2 separate regions of the Mus musculus genome follow, and region 1 is linked to region 2. The links are chromatin loops, found by intact Hi-C in ENCODE. Cell type or tissue: heart. All regions are shown on one strand. Links, peaks and the distances in the headings refer to the core of each region. The heading gives the core; the rest is flanking DNA. Region 1 holds the start of Secisbp2l (SECIS binding protein 2-like). Region 2 holds the start of Cops2 (COP9 signalosome subunit 2).

Region 1 (11,873 bases), core at 3,860-6,359, 70 kb after region 2:
ACGAGATCCCAGCCAAAGCCAAAACAAAGTAAGCCATACATGCCCCAGTATTGTAGAAATTACTTTGAAACTCTGCTGGCACCTTCTTCAGTTAGCTGGGACAGTCACTCTGCATTCGGGCCCTATACCTCCTTCCCAGAAGGCTTTCTACAAAGATGTTTTTAGCAAAGTCAGCCACGTGGATACTGACTGCTGTGTTAAGGAGTCTGGGCTTATTGGTTGTGGAAATGTCCTTCTGTGCTGCTACATTCCCGAATCTGCCTACCTATGTATCCTCTCAGTATCCTAAGACACATCTTCAGCTCCAGAGTGTGATGCAACGTTTGGATCCCGGTAATCCATGAGTCATTCACATCATCTCGCGTCAGGTGGCGTGACTGACCTGACGGGATGAACTCTGGGCGCCGGTCCAGCCACATTTCAACAATATGCTCTCTCAAAGTGGCCTTTCCTCGACCAGAAGTCATACTGTGGAACAGGACTGTATCTTATTCATCTGGACTTCCCCTTCCGGACAAATCCCCCACTCCCAGCTTTCCTACTTCTGAAACCAAATCCACACAAACCACACCAACAGACCACGCCAGAAACCCAAAAGTTAAACAAAACAAACAACCAGTTTGGACCTAAGAAGAAAGAGAGTAGTAGCCTGGACCCCATCCAGTTTTGTTCTCTGAACCTTTTCTCTTACAAGTGGAAGGTTGCCACAGGGTCTTGGGAATAGGGGAAGAGCTTGGGGCTGTTGCATCATAGGAGTGCTAGCTGTGATGCCCTCAGGTTTTGGCCTCTGAGATCTGACCTCAGTGAGCATGCTGTGGCCATTTTGTCTCCTTCCTAGCACAAAGCAAAGCAAACACTCAGGTTCTAGGGCTAGACTGCCTCCCATGAGTGGGAGAATTGAGTAGGAGAGGGTGAAGGTGGCTCGTGGTTTGAAGAGTGGCTGAGTGGAAGAGAATGAGAGAGAGAGAGGAGGGGATACTGGATTTGCAGAAAGTCCTGTGTGCCTGAGAGGTTCTGCCAGGAAGCCCTTCCCCCACCCACTTGATTCCCATTGATGGCTCAGGTGCCCAGGGTGCTGCAGGCACCCTGCCTACCAAAGCAGACAGCCTCTTACCCAGTTCAGGAGCCCACAGCCTGCCTGCCTGCCTTCCTTCCTTCCTTCCTCCCTCCCTCCCTCCCTTCCTCCCTCCCTCCCTCTTTCTTTTTTCTTTCTTCCTTCCTTTCTTCTTCCTTCTTTCTTTTCTTTTTTTTTCTCATTGCACTGGACACTCATTTCTCCTTTTCATTTGTTTTCCTTTCTTCCCACTCCCTCACCCTTCAGTTTCCCTCCTCCTGCCTCTCCTTCCCCCATCATTTAAAACAGATGCACTTCCTGAGTTCACAAAGAGAACTACATGGTCTCCCCAACACCCCCCCCCCCCCCCGCCTTGATAGAGTAACTTGAAGTAGAGTCTCACTCTCTGTAGTTCAGGCTAGCTTCAAATTCACTGTGATCCTCTTGCTGTGTCCTCCCAGATGCTCAGGACTACGTGGCTGAGTCACTGGGTCCAACCAGGCTATAGATAATCGTATGCCCAGATCAGTCTTCGCCTCTCAGGCAGCACCGCTGCGGCTGCTCTTCCTCTCTGTCTCCAGTTAACCGGGCACCCAAAACCATTTCCTCACGCCACAGAGGGGCTTGAGCAGCACTGGGAGGAGCTTTCCCCTGAAGCCTTGCTTCTTCTTCTTGTTTAAATCTGGTTATGACATTGAGTTATTTTTCATGCTAGGGCAGTTCTGGCTAGCACAGGAGAGCAAATAGCTTGCCTGAGATGGTGAGTGTTGGGTGTGAGTCATATAGTTCCAAGTAGAGGAAGTGAGAAGCTTGCCATCTAGGAGACTTGTCCATTTCCTGAGTTTGAGGCAAACAAGTCAGCGGTGGTAGTCTCATCTTCAGGAAGGAGAGGTCTCTTCCATTCCGTGGTTTCCAGTTCAGTCTTGTTGTCTATCAACTACACAGGGAGTTTGTGCAAGCTAATTAAGATACACAGCTACCCCCTTCTGAGGGAAAACCAAACACTAACAAGCAAACAAACAAAACCAGGCAATGATTCCCACCCCAGGATATGTTGTAAAGGCCTCAGCCCTGAACAATACTGGTTAAGATGTGATTATTGTTGACCACCAGGGACTGCATGCAGCTCTTGATTCTGTAGAAATCTTGACCAGTTCAGAGCCTGGGATGTGTAACCTGCTAGAAGTTGACCCAGCTACAAAGCTAGAGACCTCTGGGACAGCTGGATAAGTGGACGACTCCTCTGATACCAGTTAAAGTGAAGCAACAAGGCAGCCAGAGGCAACAGGAGAAGATTGTTCTAGATGTCTTCCTTAAGCGTCTGCCTGCTGATGGTGGAAGGACTAGCAGAACCTGAGGGTTCAGAGGTAGCTGCCGTTTCTTGTTGACTTTTGTTGCAGAGGGGTCTTGGATGAAACCACAGGGGCCAGTTTTGACATAATCCGTGTATCTCTAAAACAGTTTTGGCATTTGTTTGATTGCCATTTTTCCCTCCAAACATGCATATACTTTGTACCCCCAGATCCAGATGATATGGACAGGGCTTCAGGAGTTTGGCAAATGAGAGGGACTAGCCACAACTGTCCCCAGGAAGACTCCAATTTCTCTTGAAATTTAGACAGAAACCCTGTTCTGTTTGGGGTTAATGCTGGGATGCTGGGCCTGAGGAGCGGAGTGTAGGGCGCACTGAGGAATCGGTCATGAGACTAGATTCTGACGAATGATACTAGGTCATGAGACCAGATTCCTCTAGTCTGTTCCAGGCTCTTCCCAAGTTCCCAGATGTTCCATCAAGTTCTAGCACCAAGAGCAATGTTTTCTTTCTACCCTATTTCTAGACAGTGGTATTGTGTAGGAGGTCTAAGTGCCTGCAAGCTCATTGGTTAAAACTGGTCACATTGCTGTTTATGCATTCAAAAAAACAGAAACCGTAAAAATTCCTCTATGTGTTAGAAAGATAAGATGTGATTGGTATTTTTCTTTTTGTTCTGTTTTTAATGTTTTGGTCAATTTGTGCAAAAACACTTAAAACTCAAGAAAGGGAAACCCCGAATTCTGTTATTTGGAGCAAGAGCTTTTCTTTCTAGGAGTATTATCTCTGCCACCTTTGTCAATTTAAGTGACATTCCTTCTGTTTTCTCCATGGCTGGTGGTCACAGCTTGCTCAGTAACACTGCTTAGAAGCTTCAGGGAAACCTAATGATATACCAAAGCTGACAAGACGGAGCACTCAAAAATGGATCAGCATAGAGGCCAAGTTCCTGGTGGTTTAGGAAAAAAAAAAAAATTCCAGAAAGAATATAGGTTTGAGGAGCCGCCATCATGAGTCACTGACTTGAGAATTCTAGGTCATTTATCCATTAATAAAGGTGAAGGATCACTGAGTTGAGAGAGATTTTTCGAGTCAGGTCACAAAGCACTTCCAAAGAAAGAGAAACTATCGGAGATTTGCTGTCCTCACTGTCGTAGGGGTGTCTTCTGAAGAAGCACTCACTGAGTCTTGCAATGGTTCATGAAAATAATCTGAAGGGACACGTCCAAGGTTGTCCAAGACAACCTATCCAAGAAAGCATTTAATCTGGGGAACATGGTTTCAGAGGGTTGGCGTCATGATTATCGTGGCAGAGAGCTCGGCAGCAGGCAGGCAGGCATTGCACTGAACAGTAGCTGAGGGCTCACATCTTGAAACTCAGCCACCAGGCAGAGGGAGAAAAGGGGTAGCAAGAGGGAGGGGGCACAGGGGGGCGGGGAGAGAGTTAGAATTGTCTTTTGAAACTTCAAAGCCCACCCCCAGTGACACACCTCCTCAAACAAGGCCACACCCCCTAGGTCTTCTGTACCTGACAGAAGCTATAGTACTTGCCATAAACTATAGTAATCCGAGAGGAGGAAACCTTAATTGCTTTCAGAAGATTGGACTGTAAGTAGACAAGCCTACAGGGTATTTTCTTAATTAGCGATTGATGGGGGGGGGGCGGTGAGCTCAGTCCACCATGGGTGATGCCATCTCTGGGCTGGTGGTCCTGGGTTCTATAAGAAAGCAGGCTGCGAAAACCATGAGGAGCCAGTCAGTAAGGAGAACCTCTCCATGGCCTTTGCATCAGCTCCTGTCTCCAGGTTCCTGCCCTGTCTGAGTTTCTATTCTGGCTTCCTTCAATGACTGAAATCATAAGCCAAATAGACCCTTCCCTCCTCAGCTTGCTTTTGGTTATGTGGTTTCATCCCAGCAATAGTGACCCTAACAATGACACCTTTCCAAACAGTTCTACCAACTGAGGATTCAAACATATGAGCCCGTATGAACCATGCTCATTCATACTGTTATAAATCTAGGAAGCTGTTTCCTGCTTTTAGCCAGGCTGACCCGAAGAACTCACTGCCATAAAATGAATGCTATGACTAATTTTTAAAAAATCTGATTCTAGAGTCCACTTACGTGGCAACTGATTTCCTTTTCAACTTGCTGTTATCTATGCTACATGGTTTGGATATTGTTGTGGTTGGTCTTTGTGAATTTGACCTTATTATCCACAAATCATTTGGGAGTTCTATTATCTTCTGCTTTTATTTTATTCACATACAACTTATAGCTCAAAGGATTTAAGAGAGTCCATTAAAAACCTACCATTTACTTACCACTCTTTTTCACTTCTGGTGAATCTGGGTCAGCTATAAAAAATGCAAGCTCATGCATTCATTCAACAAACATTATTACCTAACACTGTTACCAAGGATTGTACATGCACAGAAAAAAAAAAAACACATTGCATAGATAATTGTACACTGTACCCAAGCAATTTAAGGCAGGATGTGGCACAAGTGAGGGGAATTTTAAGGCAGACTGTTTCAGAATTGGCACAAGCTGGGGGAAAGCTGAGGCTGAATCCAGGAAGTGAATGAAATAATTTTCAGTCTGGGAGGGGCCAGCTCAGTAGGAAGCAGAGTATAAATAGAAGAAGAAGAAGAAGATAAGAGTACTTATTTAACGAAGGCCGTCCCCGAGGTTTTTAGACTGATTAAGACACCTGCTCAGAGCTTCTAATTACAATAGACACTGTGAGTATATGCTGAAGGCCTACTGTGAGCTTGGTGGTGATTTAAACACAAGAAATACCCAGCAGTGGACAAAACCCAAACACCCAGCAAGCAAAACCCAAAACCTTTGTCTTCATGGAACTTCCACGGAAACTGATGGCCAAATGCTTAGGTGTAGATAGAGTGTTGAGAGCCATAAAGAGAAGGCCAGGCGCCAAGAGGCAATGCCATTTTATTGTTTGTTTTATGGTACTGGGGACTGAACCCAGAACCCGTGCATGTGTTCTACCATCATGGTCCTCTTTTGACTTTTTCTCTTGAGACGGGGTCTCACTAAATTACTCATGCTAGACTTTGACTCTGTCCCATGTAGACTTGAACTTTCGATCCTTTTTGCTTCTGTAGCCCAAGTAGCTGGGATTACCGGCCCAGATTAATGGCGACAGGAGAGAGCCTCATTCAAAAGGCATTTTCATTCAGGAGCCTCAAGCCAAGTCTGGAACCCTGTGTGTTAAATTTGGCAACAGTGCTCCAGGCAACAGAAGCAGCAAGGCTAGAAAGGAGACTAAGAAGTTGAGTGTGCTGAGAATGTCTGGGAACTAGACTGGAGGCCAGTCTGCTGAGCCAAAAGAGGGGGAGTAGAAGGGAGAGTGGAGGCGGGGAGGGGAAGGGGAGGTGAAGGAGTTGGAAATGGGGGCCAGAGGTATGGTGTAGCCTTTTTAGAGAAGTCAGGCCTGATTGAGATTTCACGGCATATTCTGTCTGATTGCCAGCTCATTTGCCCCAGAGGTTGTCTCCTAGTTGTAAAATGCTTCCCGAAGGGCTGCGGGTATACAACGGTGCCAATGTGCTTGACCCACATGCCCAGGGTCTTGGGTTCAATGTGCAGAACTTTTAATTTATTGTGTGTGAACAACATTCAGAGTTAGGTCTCCTACTGTGGGTTCCGGGATTGAAGTGTGGGAAATACTTTCAGCTTCTGAGCCATCTCATCAGTCTTAAATATTTTAACGAGACAACTGTGATGGGATAAACCAGTTCTTGAACAAACATTTGATTTGTTTTTAGGACTGAAGTATTCTAATATTTAGCCCTTCAACTTTATGATACATATAAGTTTAACAAACCTTTTCAAAATCCTCCACATGTGTTTGTGTGTGTGTGTGTGTGTGTGTGTGTGTGTGTGTGTGTGTGTGTGTTAGGGATGGAACCCAGGGCTTTATGCCTGCTAAGCTCTCTGGCCACTGAACTTTGTCCCAATCCCAAATGACTTTTGACCTAAAGTTCAGACACATTCCCATAGAATGCACAGATCTGGCTTGGTCTGAACTCTGGTCTTATCTGCATTCCTCCTTTCCCTTCATTCATTCTCTATTTGCATCCATTTCTTTTCAGATTCTCTAGCATTTTTTTCCTCTTTTTTGTTCTTTCATCTTCCCCTCTTTTGTGTGTGTGTCAGGTCCGATATCATCTCCTCAGAGGTCAACCCATCTCGAAGGTTCCATCTCCCTCTCCAGCTGCAGTTGCCATAAATAAGGCTTTATTTCCTTCACAGTATCCTCTTCATCAGTGTAACCCTTTAAAAATATGCTCATTGTTTGTCTCCCAGAAGAGCTGGTAAGTTGTACCATAGCAGAGACAGTATCTCATTTACTCTGGTATTGTCCTACCTTGTCCAGTGCCTCCCACATCACTAACTGTATGCAGATCTAGTTAACTAAATCACCATATACTGTTATCTGGAAGAACAGTCCTTGGCAGACAACACCTAGGGTACCAGGGGTTTTTACCTTAGCACAAGTACTTGTCTGCATGCAAGAGCAGCTCTGACGTTCCTGGAGCTGTGACTCCGTTATCCCACTATTCACCATAGGCCATGGTGATGGTGGCGGAGGTGTGGTGGACATGATGACTCTCATAAGTACTGCTTTGTTCAGAGAGGTCTGTTACTTAGCTAGCTTCCACCTTCACCCCAGGACAGAAGAGATGCTTCTCCTAACCTCCAGCCAATGGAGAGCTGTGGGGGAAATACTTGGGGACTGTGACAGCATCTCCCAGAGTCTGTGAGAATACAGGGACTTTACTGACACACCCAATTTCCTAGGAAAAGCTTTGTGGGTATAAAAAACAGTGCATATAAGCCTGGCTTTTTCTAATTGTAGATTTGTAGATGTACGCATTTTCCCCAGAGAAAAGGAATCCTGAACTCTGCCATTTGCTTTGATATAGATAAAAAATAAGATGGTTTAATGGATAGACAGAGGAGAAGCTAGATGGGCAGCCATTGGATAAGAGAGTAAAAATAATGTCCTAGAGTTTGATGAGAGGGATTCTTAAAAGATTGCCTGCCTGAGTCTCCAGGGCATCAAATTGGGAGTGGCAGTCCCCCAGAAGCATATGATTTTTGACTTCCTAATTACTTACTTGTAATATGCTGGGTGTTGGTATGGACTGGGAAGACACTTCAGCATATGAGGGAAATACTTGGTAGAAAAAGAAGTTTCAGTAATCATTGGAGACAATGATATTATTTTATACCTTCATAAAGACCAGGTTACAAGGCTGTATACAGGGTAGAACTAGATTTGACTACAACTTCATTTCTTTTGTTGTAAAATTTACATCTGATGGCATGAACACAACTTTTAAAAATATATTAATTTAAAAATTTTTTTCATACAATGCATTTTGATCATGTTTTACTCTCCCCCAATTCCTCCCAGGTTCTTCCCAATTCCCTACCCATTCAGCTTCATGTTCTCTCTCTTTCAAAAAAAAAAAAGAGAGAGATAAAGCAAACACACACACACACACACACACACACACACACACACACACAAGAATAAAAACTTTGGTTTATTTATTTATTTTTTTGAGACAAGGTTTCTCTTCGTATCTCTGGCTATCCTGGAACTCCCTCTGTAGACCAGATTGGGCTCGAACTCAGAGATCTGCCTGTGCCTACCCTTGCTTCCCTAGTGCTGGAATTAAAGGCATGTGCCGCCACTGCTAGGCTTGTTTTCTTAGTTTTAAAGAATAGATAGATGATCATGTAACTCTCCCTGCCATCCCCCTCACTCTCACCTTCACCCTTAATGGGTAACCTGGCATCTTATTTCAAGGAGAAAACAAAAGCTATTCAACCGCTTCAGCACTGGAGCCTAAACTTAGAGTATACATGACTCTAGCCATATTGCATCTTTCCTTCTGTCATGTGGGCTGTCTCTAGGAAGCCAGTTTCTTCCAGTGACTTTTTATCTTGCACTTCCAAATTCTTCAGAGAGCTTGTTCCTATGTATGTGTGTGACTCTGTCTGTCTGTCTGTCTGTGTCTCTCTGTATGTATGTGTATGGTGTTTTGGTGCCTGCTAAGGGTTGAACCTAGATTCTTATGCATGCTAGGTGTGCAGTCTACTCCTGAGCTCTCTCCCTAGCAACCTGTCCCCCTTTTATTCTTGTTTTGGAACTAAGAGGTAAATCTCAGGCTAGCCTTTGCCTCTAGCCCAGGCAGCTCTTGTCTTCTTCCTCCCACTGACCTCGTCTCCGTTACTTGATCTCCATTACAGATCGTTCCTTGCTTGATCTGTTTGGAACTTGTTCTCTCACGTCTACCTTCTCCAGCTTCAATCCCCATTCCTACTGAACCTACATTACATCTCCTTTGGAATTACTTGCTGTGTGTGTCTTGCCCACAGGACAGATGTGGCCTTTGCCCTTACTATGTCTCATTAACTGCTGAACTTCCTTCCAGTGATTAGCCTTGTACTTAGCACTGTGAATATATTAACATGTGTTGCTAAATGAAAGAAGTCATTTGTATCACATGTAAAATAGTTCTTTAAATTTCTTTGTTTTATCCATAGATTTATTATTCTCTTCTTTTTTTTATTATTTTCTTCTAATAGCCAACAGCATTCTCCCTTTTAGGATTACATTACATTAATATGGCACTGTGACACTTCTTGTTTCTACAGTTCTTACACTTTACCTAAATATTGGACTTAGAATATTCTCATCAAGAACAATTTCAGTCGCAAAAAATCATACAATATGGAACGATATTTAGAGACTCTGTATTTACATTTCCTCTTACAGATCCTTCAAAGAAGGGGAAAACCTCAAATACCGTACTGCATTAATGACTTTTTAACTCAGGCTGGGTGTCTTGCAGCTAAAGACCACCGGTAGGGGCACAGCTCATCTCATCTTGCTGTCAGAAAGGAGGGTGAGCCGCTGTGGCTTATGTAACTGCCCTGTATAAATAGCTTTGCTTTGTGGATCAGCCTTAAATTTCTTCTGCAGCCATTGAATCCTGAGCAAGGGTTTGTAATAGACTCTAAGGAATCTGACATTACACAGCTCACACATTTTCAACACAAATGCATGTGCAACTGAAATAAAAGTGTGCATACAGTGGAAAAACAAAACCAAATGCACGAAACTCTCATGTACAGGCATAAGTGTTTCTCCATCATGTGGTTTGCAGACCAGCCTTCATATGTCCTGTAGACAAAATGCATTCATTTAAGCTGGCAGAAATACAGCTTCCACACTAACATAGCCAGGATCTTTACAGACCACTCTCTCCTTACAGACTTGGATTAACTGAAAAGGCTTTATGAACATCTCCCAAAGCGTGATGACGAAGCAGATTTCTTAGATATCCTTTTCCCTTTTCCAGACATAGATCCCCTGGCCAGTGACCCTAACAGCAGCCAACTCTACTCTCTTTCTTCACTGAAGTATATATAATTCAGCTGACCGACGTTATCAAGCCAGAACTCTTGTGGAGAGCTTGTGTGTGTTGGAGGCTGTCTAACTCCCCAGAGGGAATCTACCAGTAGGGTTTAGTTTCAAGGCAAACTCTAGTCTTTAAGGAGCTGATGACCTGGAGATTAAAAGGAACAATTCTTAACCATATGGGGAAAGCAGAGGAGAAGATAATCTCTTCTTGGGTAGTTATGCAGGTTTTGGGTAAAAATAGGGTTCGAAATGGGCAAAATCAGCCTGGAGTTGAGGCTAGATGTGAGTCTGGAACCGGGACAATAACATTAATTAATCATTATTTGTGGAGATTTTTTAACAGGGCTTCTTACCTATGGCTGCTACTCTGTGTATGCAATTTATTTGTGCAATTTTCAAAGGGCAAGATTGTTCGTTCTTTTCATTCTTTTAGAGTACTGACAGGATCACAGGACTAGTGAGCAGCTACAAGCTCTTCCAATATCCTGAGTAGGTTTTGCCTTCTGAGCAGTCTCTGAGGTCCCGGCAAAGTGAACACATGCGTCCTGAGTTCCAGGCAGCCCAACCTGCCTAGGTGGGAGTGGGAGGAGTAACCCAACCAGGCAGTGCCCCTGGCCTTGGCTGCCCGCTAGCCACCCCCCTCCCCCCGCCCCCGTCGCTCCTCGGCCATCCCCGCCCCTGCGTATCTCCATTTCCTACTGCGCCTCCGCCCTTTCGGTCCCGCTCGGCTTCCGTCCCAGATGATCCCTCCCCGGGGCGGCCGCCGCCTCCCCCGCCTTGAGCTGGAGCCGCCTCCCCAGCCAGTGGCGTAGCCGAGTCGGCGTCCGGCCGGCTGTGCGGAGTGGACCGAGCCCGGCGGGACCGAGCGGGGGGCCATGGAGAAAGCGGCCCGCGGCGCTGCGCACACCGACTAGAGCCGGCGCCTGTCGCCGGCGCCATGGACCGAGCGCCGGCCGAGCAGGTACGCAAGCGCCCGGGCTGCTCTCGGGCCTCCGGGCCGGCAGGCCGCCGAAGCTGAAAGGCCGGGGGAGGTGGACCGGCGGAGCTCAGCGGCGACAGCGTTGCCCTTGCAGCAGTCTGGAGTGTATTTCTTTTATGAAGAGACTACCGTGGTTTACCCTTGTTTTCCTGTCTAGTTACTTTGCAAATAATTATTCTTTTAAAATGGAGCAAGAGTTCAAGTTGAGTCCATATTCGTATTCGCACAGTAGTTCCATTAGTGGTCTGTTAGTGTTTTGATTGCATCGAATTCTTTCTGGAAGAGTTGGGAGGAAGGGCTAATGGCAGGGTGAAAAATAACTTAGAAGAATAGTGTCATGCTTCCTCCTCCTCCCCAGTATTTTACAGCTTCCCTGGAAACGACTTAATTTGACTGAGTGTGATTTTTGTTCGCTGTCAATTTCCCTCTACCAGGACCTTGGTCAGTTAGTCACATAGTTGAAAGGAGAACACTGGTGACTTGCCTGTTAGTTTTGCGAATAGTTAATTAACTCGAGTAAATGAGATACCATCTCCCAAGTTTCTGTTTATACATAGTTAACGACAGTTTTGGTTTTGAATCGCACACTTTTCAAGCCAAAACACAGCTTTCTAATTTTGAACACTTCGCCGTTTCTGTTGTTGATTCTTGTCGTATTGTCCATTCTATCCTAGACCTCTTATGAAAGATTTCTCCTCTCTCAGCACTTTCCACAGGACCTTACCACACAGATTTAAAAAGGAAAGCAAATCTTCCAGAGATTAGAAGTTTATTTTTATTAAAGAACACCAATTACCAAGAGAAAATTGATGTGGGACCACTTGGAAAATACACACTTCACTGTGGCCCGGAGTATTATGTTACAGTATGTAGTGAATTTATTAAAACATTGTTTTTGAGAGTAATTCTGAAAAAGGAACCTGAGATTTCCAGCCTTGACGAAGGAAAAGGAAATTTCCTTGCGCGTGTGTCTCTAATGAAAGGGTGGGATGTTTTTGTCCGTCCTGGGCACTCTGGAAGCACTAATGCATATGTATACTCACTTATGTCTCCTTTCATCTTA
Region 2 (10,245 bases), core at 7,746-10,245:
GTGCCTTGATGACAGTTTAGAGGTGATCAGATTTGTCAAAGATGCAGAGACTCAAAAATAAGTAGATAGGACGAAACTTGGAAAAAGCACTATCACTCGACAGGCAAGATAACTAGCAGTTCCAGGAAGAGCTGGGCATTTTTACTGAATCCTTCCCTAAGAAAGAGCAAAGGCCTCCGTGTGAAGCAACACACACAACCCCTGGCGCGGTGTCTGAGACCCAGAAGTCTAGAATCCTAAGGGTTCTGTCTGCTTCCAGGAACACACACGCACATGCAGACGCACACAAGCCCTAACTCAAAAGAAGCTGTCTACACACACACACACACACACACACACACACACACACACACACGTAACTCAAAAGAAGCCGCCTAAAGCAATGAGCGCCTTGTGCACTTCTCCAGCCCGGGATCCCGGCCACGCCTCTCCCCCACCTGGGATGTTCTGCCACCTGGACTCGTCGAGTGGCAGGGTCCTCCGCAGCCATATTTTGCTAGATCCCTCTGCAGTTTCCAGAAGTGCAGCACAGCTAAGCATCACGAGATTAAAGTGGCAGGAATGGCTTTCTTCCGGGATCTCAGCGGAAATCCTGCAGGTCCGCAGAAGTGGCTGCCTTTCAGGCTGTCCCGCCCCCAGCTCCTCCTCCCCCCTCTCCAGGCAACAGCTGTCAACCGTGGCCACCACCTTTCGCTGGGTAAGCAGCAAGGCCGATTGACCAGGTTTTTCTTTGCCCTGATGTGGCTGAGTACAGCCCCAGTTGAAGACCCATCCATACCTTTCCTCTGATCCCTCTCAGTCTTTTTTTTTTTTAATTTGACATTTTTTTCTTCCTTAATGTTCAGCAGATATGTGCCAAAGACCATAAAATGATCACCTATTGCTTCTTATTCAAATTTATTTCCAAAGCAAGCAACATAAAATAGATGTGAATATCTTTGCTCTTCCTTCTAGGATGCAAGCATAGGTAGGCCTTCATAAGACACCACTAATGATGAGAAGAAACCTTTAGCATCTGTTAGGCCTCAAAGAAACCTGGAACAAGTCCCACCCACCATCTGTGGTTCTCACACACACACACAGAGAGAGAGAGAGAGAGAGAGAGAGAGAGAGAGAGAGAAAGAGAGAGAGAGAGAGGTGGCAGTACCATGTTTAGTCTGAACCCCCCTCCCCTTCCAGATGTCTCTGGCTGTTTTCTCTGTCACAACTATAAGAAACCTTCTCCTCAACCATACCTAGCCAGTCATGCCCTCATTTTTTCATTCGGTATCCAGTTCACCCCTCATTTTTCTGTTACCTAAGGAAACCCGAGACCCTATTAAAAGCATACCATCTCCAGCACAACTCCCCCATTACTGTGCTGGGCTAAGAAAAGTCACCCTGAATACTTCTTTTCTTGTGCACGTACTGTCCATCTAGCTGTTGCCTCACCATCACTACCAACTATAAGCAACCAACTCGAGGGCAGGAGCACTGTCCTCAGCACCTGACACACTGCCTGGCAGACTGGTTCTCAAAACACAGGCACAACTGAGTGAATGACTGAGGTGGAGTTCACACAGCTCATGAATTACTTTTCTTTTGCTGTGACAATATGCCCTGACAGATGCCCTGCCCACTGAGAAGGAAAGGTTTATTTGGCTTACAAATAACAGGGAAGTCAAGGCTAGCCCGCAAAGCATCGTGTCTGAAGTCATGTACAGAGAGAATAGATTCACAAGACCTTCTTTGACTTCTGGCTCTCAGCTAGCTTTTCTCTGTATAAAATGTACGCACAAAAAGTCTCCCCACTCTTTCTGATGGAAGGACATAAGGTTGACAACAGTGGACTTCTTTAGAGCCCTCTGCATGTGCCCCCCCCCCAATCTGGAATGAGAGAGAGAAAGGAGATATGTATGTTACCTTCGCAAGGAAAATGTATACCTTGTACTTTTTAAAATTAAATTTATTTAATGTGGGTGTGCATGGGCACAGAATCATAGAACAACCTATGGGTGTCAGTGTTTTCCTTCCACCATGTGAGTTCCAGGAACATATGCAGGTCATCAAGCTTGCCAGCAAGCATCTGTCCTGATAAGATAGCTTACCAGCTGGCCCCTATACCTCCTTTTAAACTAATTAGTAATCAGTGTCCTAAAGTGTGGCAAAGCTTTTTTAGATACAACACACACACACACACACACACACACACACACACACACACACACACACACACATTCTTTACCATGCAAGAGTAATAAGATAAACAACCTGGTGGGGGGGGGAGGAATCAAAGATATTTTTCACCAAAGATACACATGAAGCCCTTTCAACTTACGCCCTGAAGAATGGCTCCTACATAGAAGAATGATGACAAGAGAGGACATACCATCAACAAGGTAGTGACCTGAGGATACATCAAAAAAAAAAAAAATGCATCCATAGAGTGGGCTTCGAGAAGCACACCCCTTGGGCACTCAAAGAAACCAGGAATTTGCCATGAAAGAGATGGGTGCTCCAGACATGCACAATAATGCCAGTCTCAATAAAGCCACCTGACCAGAGGAATGTTCCAGATCATGTTCATATGCATTTGTCCAGAAAGCACAATGAGGATGATTTACAAAACAAGCTCCACACTTTGGTAACTTACGTCCCTGTTATCATAGTCAAAAACCTATAGACAGTCAACGTACTTGAGAACTAACTGCTAAATGTCAAATGCAGCAACAGAATTGAAAAACCACACAGAGAGAAGCACAGCAGCTGCCTTAAGAAAGGGCAACCCAACGCCACTGGAATGCTCAGTGCTCTTGATAGAGTAGCTAAGACTGAAATAGGGTAGCTCAAGATAAAGAGGCAACTAAGACTCTTGCACACTGCAGATAGATAGGCTAAATGGTAAAACAGTTTGAGAGTGTCTTACAAAGCTGAATATATACCTCTGGTATAACCCAACCATCACTTGTAGATATGTTTGTATTCACTGCTTCATAACATCATTATCATAGATAAGTAATATGTAACAATTCACACTTATTATCTCACAATTTCTATCACTTAAAAATGAGGGTATGCCTTAGATGGCTTTTCTATTTTAAAGAGGCTCATCTGTGGAAGGACACACTGCAGAGCACATGGTAGCTAATTTAAATAGCCACTCACAGGCACACCCAGATGCTTGCCTCCTAGGTGATTCCAGATTCTGTCCAATTGACAATGAAGCCTAACCAGTTGGGCAGTGGTGGAGCAGGCTTTCAATTCCAGCACTCAGGAGACAGAGGCAGCCTGATCTCCAGAACAAGGTCCAGGACAGCAGAGCTACACAGAGAAACCCTGTCTTGAAAAACAAATAAACAAACAAGCTGCGGATGAGGCATAACTATCACACAAACATCAGCACTTTTGCTTCTTGAGGACAGCAAAGGACACAATGTCTGAGACTAAGATAGACTTGATCTGGTCAATAATGTATATGCAATTACATAAATCAACTCCTCTCCATCATCTTGCTTAGGAGTGAGTCACAGCCTACCCACACTTAAAGGATAAACAGTTATCAAATGACATGGGTGACAGGCCATCTTGGAATCAGTCTACCACATTACTCAAAAATTAAACATGTTCACACAGCTTGTACATAAATGTTCATAACAGTTTTATTTATATAAATGCACAGCAATAAATTCAAACAACCAACTGAAGCAAGGAACAACATGAATAAAGGCCAGATAAGTGAGAATGCATTGTGTTTATTTTAATTTACATAGAAGGATGCTTAAATTGTAAAGTCAACTACAATGTCAAATAATAGACCAATAGTGTCCTAAAAAAATCTAAGAGGAGGAAAATACAGATCATCAAGGGATTTTGGAAAGAATTCTATAAAGACACATCTTTAGTATAATAAGCTCATTAAGTTCTTATGATGATCACTTCACAGGAATAAATATGTGGTAAATATTATCAAATTGATAAGTTTGTGCAACTTAGCTTATTATAACACAGCTAAATTATACTTCAGTAAATGCTGTTTTAAAATATTTGGGGGCTAGGGCTGGAGAGATGGCTCAGATGGTTAAGAGCACTGATTGCTCCTCCAGAGGACCTGAGTTCAATTCCCAGCAACCACAACCATCTGTAATGGGATCTAATGCCTTTTACTTGTGAGTCTGAGGACAGTTACAGTGCACTCATATAAAATAAATAAATAAATAAATAAATAAATAAATAAATAAATAAATAAATAAATCTTTTTAAAAAAAAAAACACTGGCTGGTTTTTCAGAGGACATGGCTTCAATTCCCATAACTCATATTGCAGCTCACAACTGTCTGTAAACCCATGAGATCTGACACCCTCATACAGACATAAATAAAAATAGATCATTAAACAAAATATTTGGGGGCCTGTGAGATGGTCTGTAGAGGACTTTTCATCCAGCAACATGGCTGTTCTGGCTGGAATATAGACATGCCCTTAGTACACACCTTCAATCCCAAACAATGAAGGTAAAGTTAGTTGGGAGAAGGAAGCAGCCATGTTTGAAAGTGACTTCTAATTAAGAGGCAAAGTGAGATAGGATGTGCCCAACTCAAAGGAGAAGAGACAGAAAGGAGATATGACTTATGAGAGCAAGGCAAAGAGAGAGAGGAGGAAGTTTTACCAGGAGAGTTTTACAGAGACAGGTTGAAGAGAAAACAAGGTGAATACAATAGATGAAGACAGAACAAGCTAGAAAATGAGGAGCCAGGAGATCAGACAGATTTGTTAGAGTTAGCTTGAAGCCAATCAAAGCAATTCAATCCGAGAGAAGCCAGATTGAATCAGACAGCTAGGGAAGGAATTTGAGCCAGAAGAGCTGAGTTGAACCAGCCAGCAAGAGTTCAGAAAGAAAAAGAAAGGGTGAGGTTATTCAGCAGTAAGTCTCAGAGGCTGAAAACATTCTAGGCCTACATAAGCTTGTACAGAGACTAGAATCTTCCAGGCCCAAGCCTAAGTTAGCAGACTGAGGCCCTCAGAGGTGATAGTTATATTAGGCAAATTAAAAAATACTTTTACAATGGTCAATAGGTAAAGGCTCTTTCCTCAAAAGACTAACCACCAGAGTTCATTTTCTGAACACCCTGTAAAGGTGGAAGGAGACGACAGACTACACGGTTACCCTCTGGCCCCACACAAATGCCCTCTACAAAAAATATCAAGCACATCCATACACATACAAAATATGCACACAACTTTTAAAATTTGTAAAGTGCTACAGAAATGGTTCAGTGTTTAAGAGCACGTGCTGCTCTTAAAGAGGACCTGAGTTTGGGCCCCAGTACCCATGACAAGAGACTGGCTTGCTTGAACTTCCAACTCTCAGGAAACACCTCTAACATCTGCAGGCACTGCGATCACTTGTGCACACTCACAGACAGCTACATACACATAATTTAAAATAATAAATCTTCAATAAAAATATTTTTAAATTCTTTTAAAATATAAGATGTACTTTAAACATGAGCAACCTGTTGAAAACTTTCATCAGTTATTTACTATTGAATAAAATTGATCTCATAGAAATACCCTAATAATTGTTCTTACCAAATTGTCAGGCTAGGCTTAATAAATTTGAGTGTCACCAAGGAAATAAAAGGCTCAAATTTCAATTGTCATTTTCTTTATGTTCCTAGGTGCCAGATTACTCATGTCTTTTCCCATTGTCTGAGTAAGGCAAATTATGTAAATAAATTCGCAGTAAATCAGCATGCCATTTTACATATGTGAACAACTGGCATGGTAAATAATCATACCCTTGAAATTTTGTATTTAAGAAATTACACATGAATAAAACTCAACCCCCTTATGATTTGCTATGTTCTTTGGAAAAACTATAAACATGGGTAGGGTAACTGTGATTTATTACCTTAAGTCCTAAGAATGGTGAGTACTATTAGTTACTAGCACCAGGACCTAAGTCTGATCTGTCCCAATAAACTGGCATGGTGACAGTCATCATACTTATTGGAAGGCTTTGCTTTGTTTTAAAATTACATGTACAGATTCATGCAGTATTTTTGGAGTTTTGAGTTCTAAGATGATATCATTAAAAGCCATTCCAAAACTAAACTTTTATATTCAGTAGAGGAGTTTTGAACAAGGATTTGAAGTTAAATAGCTTCAGGGGAATTGTCCGTCTAATATGTAATGATAATGCTATGCTTGCACAGGTAAATGTCTTCGATTTTAGGAAATACACATAGCTGCACATATGTTGCTTTATATGTATCTTTAAGTTGACCCAGGGAATACAGAACATTAAAGCTGAGAGTTGGTATACTTGTGTCCATGATGCTATCCTTTATTATGTATTTAAGTTTAAAATTTCTTGTGATAAAGTGTTGATAGAAAAGGCTATTAGTAAAACTGTGTGGTTATAAGAAAGGTGATATTATTGCTAGAAAACTGTGACCAAAATGATGTTTCCTTGAATGGTTACTTCTTTAAGCCATCTGAAATTCCTTCTTCTAATATTTTCCTAAGTAACAATTAGGTGTTAGGCTAGAGGGATAGCCCAGCAATAGAACATTTACCTAACACACACAAGGCTAAGTTCTTCCCCCAGCTCAAAACATAAAAAAAGAAAAAAAAATCAATGTTAATGATATACAATGCAAAATCGTTTGAAGACTTATTTTTTAACATTCTGAATGTACAGCTATAAATTGTGTTCACAGTGTTTTCAATATAAAAATAATACAATCGTTGACCTTAACGTCTTCTGACAAGATTTTTAGAACCAAGCAATTTCTGGCTTAGAAACAAAACCAAAAGTATCCTGTTCTCCAGTGGATTCAGAGAAAAGCTGGTAATGACATCAGGTACAACTTCAGAAGTCACTGGAGCACAGCCAAGCGGGGTCTGTAAGGATTCAACCCGAAGGTGTGAATGTTAATGCTGAACTGTGCTCAACATCAGCTGTGCATGATGAAGATAAAATCAGGTAATTTTGTTTGATTTGGTTTTGTTTTTTTGTTTTTACCTTTGGTAATTTGGGCATGTTTAATTCATCTGTATAGATAACAATTGGGCCTAAATTCTAACCTATATCTACTTTATAACTTTATAGCATTTGTGTACAGAATTTGGAAGGTTTCTCCAAAAAGGGGGATTGCCTTATTTCCACATTTTTCTTCACTCTGAACTCTAATGGTTTTCTGCGACAATGCATTTTTAAAAAATCTGTCACCAACTGTTACTTTCATTTCATCCTAAAAGCAGTTAATGCACGTTTGTGATTCATTAAATAATTGAACAATTGATTAGTGCATATCCAAACCGGGATATCCACAGAACTGTTTTTGTTAACTACAAACATAACTTTACTAGACAATTGTGTTGCTGTAAATACACCACTGTAAAAACACCACTACAGGGTGTTGAAAGAAAACACATAGATAACAATGGTAGAGGCACGCTACCTTTCAGATAGGTCGGGCATGTTTCATTAGAAACAGACGGTTCCAGAGTCCCAGGCAAGGAAGGAGACAGTTCCCTCACCTAGGACGCTGGATACAGCTAGAAGGTTTTCGAAGCCCCTCAGATAGGACCCGCAACGCCCGATTTCGTAGTTGCTACGCTTAGTTGCTAAGACACAAACTGTCGCTCAGGAAGAGCCGGCTGTGCCCTCCCTTTGGGAGCCGTAGTAAATCATCTCAGGGTCGAGCGCTTTAGTTCCGGAATGAGCTTTATCTTCTCCTGGAGAGACCGGAAGACGAGGAGACTCGGGAGTGACGCTTCTGGGCCGCGGAGCACTGTGGGAGGAGGCTGTCTCTAATTTCTCCTCTCCCCCTCCCCCCTCCGGCCAAGATGTCTGACATGGAGGATGATTTCATGTGCGATGATGAGGAGGACTACGACCTGGTGAGGCGCAGGGAGCGGGCGGGGGCTGGAAGTGGGATGTGGCGGTGGTGCCAAGGCCGAGAGGCTGCAGCTCCCTCCCGGGGCTCGTCGGCCCGGTTCCGCCCTGCCCAGGGACAGGTTTCCCTCCTCGCCTGGCGTCGCGGGCCTGTGGGGCCTGGGAAGAGAGGGAGAGAGGCGGCGGGGCCGCCCTGGACGCTGGGCCCAGGGATAGCGCGGGTGACTGGCCGCGGCCGGTTCTCGGCGCCTCTCTGCCCGCCACCGAGCCTCCACGGCCCGGCGCTTAGGTCTGGGCCCTAGGGGGCCCATCTCTTCTCCACTCTGGACCTGAGCCGGTGCCAGATGCTGGAAGAGTGAAAACTGGAAGAGGGGGGTGGTCCATCCTGCTCCCAGACCTGACTGCGAAACTCGGGAGTCTCCCCCAAAACAGCCTAAGAGTCTCGCCCAGGGTCAGTTTGGGTCCCAGGTTAAGGCTCAGAGCAAGAGTAGGAGGAGTAGTTAAACGACTCGTCCCGTCCTCTAAAACATGACAAGCTCCGAAGAAAGATTTGCTTTTTGTTTGGTTGGACTGGGGAAAGGTAGGGGTTAAGGGAATTGGAACCAATGATCTTTTTCCTTGATTTAAGAAATTTCCCAGCATCCGTGTTTGAATCATCAATGGCATAAAAGTAAACAAACTTGCCTAGTTTGATTGGTGATTTCTTTTCCATTTAAGGTTTAATTGTGAATGGATTTACAGGTTTTAAACTGTACCCCATGATTTATGTTGATAGTCCAAAACGCATGCCTGTGTAAGAACTAAGAAAATTATCTTGATCCCAAAATTAGTGTCAGTTTTGTTTCTTAATTGGGAAGCAATTGTTCGGTTTTTAGAAAAATCCGATGATAGTGCAAGCTGTGGTGTACATGCTTGGAGAAGTCTGGGTCGTCTTTTTTCTTTTCTTTTCTTTTCTTTTTTTAATTTTGAGGTTTATTTATTTTATGTATATGAGTACACTGTCTTCAGGCACACCAGAAGAGGGCACCAGATCCCATTACAGATGATTGTGAGCCACATGTGGTTGCTGGGAATTGAACTCAGGACCTCTGGAAGAGCAGTCAGTGCTCTCAACCTCTGAGCCATCTCTCCAGGCCCTCTTTTCTTTTAAGTGTCACATTCTCAAAGCATTAATATTTTTATTTTGAGGTAATGGTGTAACATCTTTGTATAGATGAATCTGTAAATCATTTGCAATTTTTAAAAAAGGTTTTCATTTTACAGAAAGACATATTTTGCAGAAGGAAGTGCTGTGACTGGAGAGTCATAGTAGATGCTTGGTGATTTCAATACAGAATTTTGTTATTTATTCAATCACAAGGTAGTTGTAAACAGATACTAAACTCTTGTTTTGCTTTTGTTTCCATTACAAGTAGTTTTTAAATTGTCAGATATTTCTTTTGAATGTTTGTAATTTTAGCTGGTAGTGTTTTTAAAATTTTCACTTACCTCCTTTCCTAATAGTCTATGAAATACATGAACTTTTAGATAAATGAATATTAGCACTGGGATTAACTTAAAAGTACAGTGTAGGAATGAAAATGAGAATCTTTGAAATATTCTGTTAGACTTTACTCATTTGTGGACGTTTGTTGCTTTGTTTTGAGGCAGGGTCTCACTGTGTAGCCAAGGCTGGTTTGGCGCTCAGTGTGTTTCCTAGGTGTTGGGAGTAAAGGCATGCATCAGCACACCCTGCTTTGGAAGCTTTCTAATTAGACATACAGTGTTTGAACATGACTGCTTTCCCAGCATTTTTATGTCTATACTAAATGTATCCTAAATAAAGTTGAATATGCAGTTGTTTCAGCTTTAAAAAAAAAAAAAACTTAGAGTTAAGATTTTACTGTTGCAAAACTAATGAAATTTTTATTTTCTTCTCTGGGCATTATGTGAAATTAAATAGCTCTTCTCATCCATTTTTCATGTAGATACTATTCTAGATTCCCAGCTATATGTCAAGTAGTGAAAGGTGTTATATCTCTTTTACTAACAGTTAAAATTTTTGGCACGTGATGTCTTTCTGGTAACTGATGCCCATGTCCTGCGTGTTTGAAAGGATGAGGGTGGCTGTCATTCCATAGCTGCTAGAGATGGGTTTCTTTTATTTGAGTAATTATTTTGCCTGGATCTTTATCTGTTTCTTTTTATAGAAAGTCTACAAGGTTGACATCCTGTTTTAAGGAGGTTTCTCATTCTTTTTACCTTTTGAAACTTTACTTTTTGCCCAGGCTGCCCTGAACTTCTAGAATAGTAAGGATAATAGGCCTGGAATACCAGGCCACGCTAGTGTTTTTGTTTTGTTCTGTTTTTTTTTTTTTTTAAAT

Evidence for each region. Peaks named below come from ENCODE experiments on the same cell type or tissue, not always from the same donor. Only the 100,000 strongest peaks of a DNase experiment are listed, where the experiment ranks them.
Region 1: it touches region 2 in a loop (10-fold over the local background); 12 of 42 quality-filtered maps call a loop at or near these places.

Annotation. Positions count from the first base shown.
Region 1 is chr2:125,781,518-125,793,390 of GRCm38, reverse strand. Secisbp2l (SECIS binding protein 2-like) reads left to right here and starts at 10,521. Exons shown (of 18, transcript NM_177608.3): 1 at 10,521-10,792. The coding sequence starts at 10,769. In heart, for the core only: no CTCF peak of the experiment used is centred there; no DNase peak of the experiment used is centred there.
Region 2 is chr2:125,856,578-125,866,822 of GRCm38, reverse strand. It overlaps Cops2 (COP9 signalosome subunit 2), which reads left to right and starts at 7,741. Exons shown (of 13, transcript NM_009939.3): 1 at 7,741-7,887. The coding sequence starts at 7,834. It overlaps Galk2 (galactokinase 2), which reads right to left and starts at 600. Exons shown (of 10, transcript NM_001291002.1): 1 at 438-600. The coding sequence starts at 490. In heart, for the core only: a CTCF peak has its summit at 8,900 (motif pointing right); a DNase peak (open chromatin) is centred at 7,762; H3K4me3 peaks cover 1,493 bases; H3K27ac peaks cover 1,024 bases.